Linked DNA regions of Homo sapiens: region 2 is linked to region 1. The links are chromatin contacts, found by Hi-C or POLR2A ChIA-PET in ENCODE. All regions are on one chromosome and are shown on one strand. The core of a region is the stretch at or near the end of the contact, and the rest is flanking DNA. Distances in the headings are between cores, read along the strand shown.

What was found. Hi-C counts contacts between places; a loop is a spot of excess contacts on that map. ChIA-PET counts read pairs that join two places held with the same protein, here RNA polymerase II (POLR2A). Pooled maps may share reads with other maps.
Region 2: a pooled map shows a loop between it and region 1 (7-fold over the local background). The contact joins two enhancer-like sites. A Hi-C loop is called at or near these places in 2 of 37 single-sample maps with no recorded cell type and 8 of 50 pooled maps. POLR2A ChIA-PET finds 5 or more read pairs at or near these places in 1 of 52 experiments (A673).

Annotation. Positions count from the first base shown.
Region 1 is chr1:41,637,040-41,641,154 of GRCh38, reverse strand. The region is part of intron 2 of HIVEP3 (HIVEP zinc finger 3); the gene reads left to right. Among named protein-coding and RNA genes, the nearest start is that of EDN2, 150 kb to the right of the region's middle. Within about 2 kb of position 1,359, at least 2 of the 41 ENCODE cell types and tissues checked have a DNase peak (open chromatin) inside an H3K27ac peak, as active enhancers do.
Region 2 is chr1:41,860,655-41,864,708 of GRCh38, reverse strand. The region is part of intron 1 of HIVEP3 (HIVEP zinc finger 3); the gene reads left to right. Among named protein-coding and RNA genes, the nearest start is that of HIVEP3, 56 kb to the left of the region's middle. Within about 2 kb of position 2,373, at least 6 of the 41 ENCODE cell types and tissues checked have a DNase peak (open chromatin) inside an H3K27ac peak, as active enhancers do.

The DNA of each region.
Region 1 (4,115 bases), core at 110-2,609:
TGTTATGGGATCTGGTATCTTCTTATTTTAGAAGATGAAATAATCATAAACATAAGTAAAGCTAAAAGATCAGAAGTAACCAGAAGAGGAAGAGGGAGAAGGTGGATTTTTCTGGGAAGCCAACCGTACCATTTTGTTCTTACCCCAGCCCAGGGCGTGCACTCTTGCTCTTGTTTCAGAGGTGAGGAAACAGACTCACAGGTGGTCAAGGACTCGAAGAAGGCCACACAGTGTCTAAGACCAGTAATGTCCAGTTTTATTTAATGCCAGAGCCTTGGGCCCTCCTGCAGTGCAAGGCTGTCCACATCTCTCTGTTTTCAAAGCCTCAGTTTCCTCAGTTGTCAGATGGTGATGATGGAGCCTGACCGTAGCATTAGTATGACTGTGAAAAAATGCAGGGACAGCCTTTGCACGTGGAAGACACTCAACAAATGTTGGGTTCTTCCTCTACCTCTGGCTTCTGTGTCTACAACCCGGGGAGATTTAGAAGCCTTCTTGCGGGGAAGCAGCTCAGGTTTTGGGCTCCCTGGGAGAAAGGGCCAGAACCACTGATTTTCTTATCTATCTTCCCTGCTAGATCCATCACAGCCTGAGACATGGACAAGGTCTTCTTCACCTTTGCACCCTGGGGTCTAGCCCAGTGATGGAGAGTGTCTTGTCCAAGGTCACTTAGCTGGGTGCAGCTGGACCTCAAATGTGGGGCTGCCTCATGGGATTTCTATTGCACCCAGAGAGGGAACACGGTGTCTTCTCTGCTCCCCTGTGTAGAGTGCCTAGTTCCAGGGGGCTTTCTGTGACAGAGGGCTGCGAGGTGTGGCCTGATATAGCAGGAAGCGACCTCACTGCTCCTCCCACACCTACCTTCCCCCGCCCCCCAACCCCCGCCCCAGCAGCTCTCAGAACCTTCATCTCCAAGTGCAGCTCCTCCAGTCTCGTCTGTTCCTCCTCCCGCCACTCCGGTATTCTCCTCGACTCCTGGGCTGGGTGCTCCCCATATACACCAGCAACACCTCCCTTCCTTGTCCCTGCAGTGCCTGAAAACCATGAACTTTTCTTCTGCCAAATCCCAGTGTAGAGTTTATGAGACAGTATATTCCTACCTGCCACTAAATGGAATATGTTATCTTGTACTTGAAGTTCTTCTTTTTTGCTCCTTCATACAATGGAAAGTATCACCATTCTCTATTTTTAAATGCCCTGTCTTTCCTGGAAAACATTTCTGGGTATCCTCAAAGCAGGTCTTGTCGCTATCAATGACTGGGCTCCATTGCCTGTCTCTCTGCCCACTCTCCTTGTTGGGGACGCCTCACTCATCCGTGAGTCAGCTACCATGTGAGAGAGAAGCCTCTTGTCTGGAGAACACAGCTGGGGACCGGGAAGGTTCCCAAGGCAGCCTCCAGGCTGTCAGCTGCATGTCACAGCATTCTCAGACTAGAGCGCACTCCGCTGAAACAAAGGTGAGCCCCTCAGGAAAGTGAGAGCCGGAAGGCTGACCACAGAGAGGGAGGTGGGTCACAGAGCCAACCCCAAACCCCAAAACAGAAGCCAGAAGGAGGAGAGATTGACAGAGGGAGAGAGACTTGGAAGGTGTCCCACCATAACTGAAGAAGGGCACAGGCATTTATTGAGTGCCTTTTGTATACTGGGTTCATACTCATTTCACATACACTTTGTCGCATCTGATCCACGTGGCAAACCCAGGGAGGGGGTGAGAGTCTTCACTTCTGACTCATGAGGAAAGTGAGCTAGTAATGGATGAAACCAGGGTCTGAACCCATGTCTTTCTGATGATGTTAAGGCCAACTCGCTATGCTATACCATGCTACTTCTGTGGTGCTGGGTAAATGAGGCATGCCAGTAATTCTCTCTCTTCCCCTCCCATCCACCCCTTTGCCAGTATCCCAGCATGAACCACCAGGATTATTCCATATGATTCTGCCATGTGTGACCCATGTCTTAGATTTTCATGTTTTCTTATTGATCACAGACCACAATAACAAATAAAACTGAAAATAGAAAGATTCATCCCACAATTCCCTGCCCCACACAGATCAAATTTGACTTTCCATGTGCCGGCCCCTTCTGCAGACGTTCCGTTCAGAGTGGAGGGAAGGGCCACGTGTCAGGAGGGTGTCAGGAGGGTGGCAGGGGCCTCAGGGCCAGCCTTCTTCTCCACTTTCTTTAGGATCAGTGTGTGAGGCCCAGTGCCAGAGTCCAAAGCCCCCCTGCCTCCCTGCCAGCCCTTGGAAAACAGCTGTTATGACCCAGTGAGGCTGGCCCCTGCCAGGCATCCAGGATTTTTCTTTAACCCTTTGTCAGCTGCAGTGATGCCAACCCCCAGTGCCCAGACCGGATGCGGCCCCTACCAGCTGCTGGCAAAGGCCTTGCTTTGATGTGTTGGTGGAGAGTGGAGAGCAAGGGCCCTCCCTCCTCATGATTTTGGGTGGGGCCAGCAGAGGAGCTGGCCCTGGTCCTTCCTGCCCTGGGTGGGTGCCACCTTGCAGATGGGCCCCTCTACCCCTAGTAGCCCCCTCCCTGTTCAACTGTTTTCTAAAAAGAAGACACTTTTATATCAGTTTCTCAATTTTTATTATGGTAAAATACACATAACATAATTTACCATCTTAATCATTTTTAAATGTACAGTTTAGTGTTATTAAATACATTCAAAAAGTTATGCACCCATCACCACCATCCATCTCTTCTTTTCTCTTTCTTTCTTTCTTCCTTTTCTTCCTTACTTCCTTCCTTTCTTTCTTTTCTTTCTTTCTCTCTCTCTCCCTTTCTTTCTTTCCTTTTTCTTTCTTTCTCTCTCTCTCCCTTTCTTTCTTTCTTTCCTTTTCCTTTCTTTCTCTCTCCTTCCTTCCTTCCTCTTTCTTTCTTTCTTTCTTTCTTTCTCTCTCTTTCTTTATTTCTCTGTCTCTCTCTTTCTTTCTTTCTCTTCTTTCTTTGTATAAACTTAAGGGGTACAAATGCAATTTTGTTACATGGATATATTACATAGCGGTGAAGTGTGGGTTTTTAGTACAACCGTCACCCAAATAATGTACATTGTATGCAGTAAGTGATTTCTCATCCCTTACCCTTCCCACTCTCCCAACTTCAGAGCCTCCAGCGTCTATTATTCCACACTTCGTGTCCATGTGTACACATTATTTAGATTCCACTTATAAGTGAGAATATGCAGTATTTGATTTTCTGTTTCTTAGTTGTTTCACTTAAGATATTGGCCTCTTAACTGTTTTCATCTTGTAAAACTGAAGTTCTGTGCTTATTAAACACTGACCCCCCATTCTGCTCTGCCCCAGTTCCGGACAACCCCTATTCTACCTTCTGTCTCTATACTTTTATATCATTTTCAAATTACAAAAGTGATACATGCTTAGTGCTTAAAAAAAGAACAGTATGGAAATGTAGAAACAAGAACGCATGTTTCAAGCCCCACCCATTCTGCAGTGCCCTCCAGGACAAGATTGCATCCCCCAGGTCCTTTCCATCCGTCACAGCTACACAGATAGATGTGTGTCTGTGATTTTGCTTTTCACCATCCCGTTGAGAGGAAGTGTGTGTCACAGCTGAGAGTGCAGTCTCCAGAGTCTAACAGACCAAGGTTCACCGCTTGGTCAGGCCTTAGCCTCTGTAGGCCTCAGATGGAAAATGGGGGCAGAAGTGGCACCTTCCACCCGGCAGACTGTTGAGGGAGGGGGGCAGGGAGACTACCTGTGAGAAGCGCTGAAGCTTGTACGTCACATAGACAAAGCTTGATACATAGACAAAGCCACAATGAATCTCTGTTATTGGTAGGAGTATATGTTTATCTTTAAGAAAAGTTATGTTCCCATGACTATTCCATTGTGTGTATTTATCATCATTTACTTATTAAACCAATTTCCTGCTGATGGTCATTAAGGCTGCATCCATCCTCACTGTTAAAATAGTGCTACAGTGGTCATCCCTATGTGTGCATGTGTGTGTATGTTTGTGTATGATGATGTGTGTGCACACTGCAAAGCTGCCGAGTCAACATACATTTTGGTAGACACGGTTAAAAGATTCTCCTCATCTATACCTACTAGCAGTATTTGAGAAGTATTTGATGACGACTCCTCCCTCCA
Region 2 (4,054 bases), core at 1,124-3,623, 220 kb before region 1:
CAGCTGTGTCACTGGTTAGCTGCTGGCAAGACATCTGTGAATTCCTTTCCATCCTGACAGAAGCAGTTTATCCATTCTGCATATCCAGAGGTTCTCCTCATGACTCAGAGCCCCTCTGAGAAGAGAAACAGGTGAGCCAGGTGGTCTACTTACACATGTTCCAGTGCCCGGTTAGGGTAGTTCCAGCTCCTCTGTCTGAAAGTTGCCCATGACAAACTATTTATGGAGTAAGTAGGAGCATCTCTATGTGAAAGAACCAGCCTGAAGATGGCCACAGCTGCCTCCTTGATCTGTTCTTTCCGGGGCTTTAGAAATGGTGAGAAGTCACACTAGTTTTCTGCATCTTCATTTTCTTATCCATAAGACATAGGATGGGGAGATGATTGTCTGGCTCTGACCTCCTCTAAGTTTCTGTAACCCTCCAGCTCTCTGCTTGCTACGCACACCCAAATGTGAATGGTTTCTTCCCTCTCCTTTCCCTTCCTGTGAACCCGACCAGGGTGCTATAAACCCAAAGGAAATTTGGAAGGAAGGGAAGAAAAGGCCTGTCCCAATCCTGAGCCCTTGGGGAATCTCCAGTGGAAGAATTTAGAGAGTCTGTAGGGGAGAGCGGATGGGAAGGAGGGGAAAATGCAGAGCCAGGAGGGGCTGCCACTTCCTTTTGGTGCAGAGGATGGAATCTTCACCTCTCTCCACGTCTGATTCCAGGATGGATGATTTAGGGGGAATTTTCTGCAGATGGCTAATCCCATTCAGAAATTCTTCTTAGCTTCTATCAATAGTTGCGGCCCTTCTTAATCTGGATGTATTTGCTCATTTCCTGCAATAATCAGCTCTCACAATCGTAAATTTTAGAGCCAGGGAGAAACTTAGAGGCCAGCTTCTTAGCTTCAGCTTGACAGATGGAGAATCCTGGACTACAAAAATTTAAATGACTTGTCCAAGGTCACACAACCAACTAATTGAGAGAGGTAGAATTACTAGGATCTAATTTACATACAGTGAAATGTACAGATCTTATGTGTGCCGTTAGATCAATTTTGACGAACTCATGCACATGTGCTGCCCGCACCTCCGCTGGAGAACCAGAATTAGAATCATGCTCTTGGCTACAAATGCAAAAGTACAGAAAGCATAATGCCCACTGGGATTTCAGCTTCCATTTGGGAAGACCTTCCTTTCTCTGAAGGTCTGGTCCCCACTCCCTGAACTGGCACATGGTATCACCTCCCCTTTCCTTTCTTCTTTTGTCCCATTCCAAGAACCTATATTATTTTTGAGCCGGAGTTCAGATGTCTTCCTAGTTTAGTCAGGGTTGTCTAGGAAACTAGAAATAACTGCAGATTCCAGGCTCTACAGATCAGGTGATCCTTGGCTCCTCTCTTCAGAGCCATGTTAATTCCTGCCATCCTTTTCCAGCGTTCTCTGCTTTTTCCTGCCCTCACATTACTGGGATCACCCCCACCTTACGCAGTTTACTTTCAGCTCCCCAGCAGAAGCAGATCTGACCCTGCAGCTTAACTTCCCAGGAGGCAGTTGCTGGTAGCAGTCGATGCTGGGTGACATGTGCACAGATGACTCTGCGTCTGGGAACGTATGTGACAGTGGAGGAGGAACGCCTGTGAAATTCAACTTCTGTTTGACTCATCCTTGCCTTCCAGGAACTGGAGGAGGTGTGCATTTGAGACTGTTCAAGTCCATTTCACCTTAAGCATTGCTCTTGTGTGTGTGTGCATTCATTGTTTCCTTCCCTCCCGCTGCCATTCAGAATAACTGCAGCTGTGAGCCACTGCACTTGGGGTTACCATCTGAAAGGGAACCTGCTTATCTTCCGTCTATATCTGCCAAGTGAGAAAACTTGTCTCTACGTCAGTAAAGCTGGGCAGTGATGATATCCCTTGTTTTCAGGGATCTTTATCTGATTCCCTTGCCTGACTCCTAAAACCTAAGTCTCTGACCTGCCCTCCAATTCTCTTTTCACAACAAGCTGCCTGTCTTTGTCAAGATCTGTGGTCCACAGTCCTGTTGAATCTGTAGTTCATTTCTTAGACTCCCAGTGTGTCTAAAGAAATAGGAGGCAGGAGGCAAGCTTGGAGGGAATGGGAAATGTTGACAGCCATGCAGAAATGGATGGGGAGAGATGCATGCCAGGATGTTTGCAGTGGCTTGGGGGTGGAGGCAGAGGAGGTGCTGGGTGGCAAAGAGGAGGGAAAGAGAGGGGAGAGGGGAGGAGAAAAGAAAACAATGACTCAGTTCTTACACACTGAAGCATATGCATAAGTGTGAAAATAACTAAGCCCTACAGTATTTCAGCAGAAGGAAGGATTAGAGTTCTGGATTTCTGAGGATTTCTATCTTGTTCTCATGACTGCTCTTAGCTTATGGTCAGATAAATGTTAGGGGAGCATCAACGGAAGGAGCAAGAGAGGTGGAGAGGAGTGCAGAGCCCACACTTGTTGCTTATTTGTTTGGACAGACAGCCATTTCATTGGTGGATAAAACTTCACTTAACTTGTTAACTCCCCTTTGAAATGAGGAAGCATTGTCCGTAGCCTCGTGCTTCCAGTCAGTGCCACCTTTGGGTGGTCTGGCCTTTTTAAGTTCTTGTAAAGCTGCTCGAACCTGTGTCTTTATGTCTGACGATGCCACCTCCACCTCACATCCCCCAAGTTTTAAAATTCAGAACTGCCCCTGACTCATCCTTCATCCGCCCCCCGGCCAAATTTGTTTCCAAGCCCTTTAGATATTTGCTTTGTGGTATCTTCCAGATCTATTTCTTTCTCTCCCGTTGCCAACACCGTGGCCAGCCTGGTCTACACTGTAAAAGCTTTCTAATGTTCTCATCACCTCTCGTCTAGTCTGCATCCCCACAAAAAGCTAAAGTCTTGAAGTTTTTATTTAATTATGTTAATCTGCTGTTCACAAGTCTCCAACTGCTCCCTGCAGCTTATTGGAGAAAGCCCAAGCTTCTCTGTGTGGGATTCAGACCTCTCTGAAATCTGGCCTCCTTCCTTCCTATCAACGCTCTCATCTCTGCCTCCCTTGCACAAATCCTCCTCCCAGGGCTGGAAATGCAGGCAGCATGTGCAGGATGCAGAGCCTGTCTCATGCGGCGCTCACAGTCTCCCCACATCCCCAGAGGCCAGCTCACTTCTTAGCCACCTGCCTAAAATTTCCCCACCCTTCAAGGTAAACTCAATCCATTTTCCCATAAAGGCTGACCTGCATCCTCCTGAAAATGCCAGCTGCCCTCTTGGGCCTCTAGCAGAACACACTCCTGGATTCTTTGTGCCTTGATTTACCGTATTGCCAGCTACCATTGTGAATCTCATCTCCTTGGTTAAATCATAAGCCCTTAGAGTAGAGCAACTAGGTTTTTCTTTTTTCATTTCTTTTTTATAACCCTAGTGCTTGGCCTGGTGCAGTGTGCTCACAGGCCTCCATGAATTATTTTGGAGGAATTAAAGTGGACTTATCGGGCAAGCTACAAAGTGACTTTGTGTATTCAGCTATAACATGGTCCCCAGATGGAGCATGGTGTAGGAGTTTTATTTGGAGTCATTAGCCATTCTGCCCATACTGACGGACACAGGCAGTGCTATAGGCTGTGAATGGCACACAGCTTTTAACCACCACCCACCTCCAGTGCCCTGGCTCGAGTGTGCTGAGGGGCTGGCAGCAAGGCCTCTCCTCCCTCGTAGTTCGGGATTTTAATCACGTTGCCAAGAACCTAGTCCTGGCTTTGCCTCAATCTGATTCCACCTCCCTCCTGGAAGATGTTCTTCTTTTTGCTTTATTTTGGCTGCCAGTTTCGCTGCTCTGCTGCTTTCAGGTTTGTGTGCTTAAGGTGTGCCCACAGGAAAATTAGCCAGAATTCTAATTCCACGTGTGACTTCTTCGTTAGTGGAGTAATTTAAGAGATGTGAGTGTTCTGTTTCCAGCTGGCATTATACCTGTGGGGGCCAGACCCAGCAGGAAACTCCAACAATGGCAATGGTGGAGATATTAGGGGGAAATATCCCCTTAGTGAAAATGTAGAAGGTCCTCTGAAAAC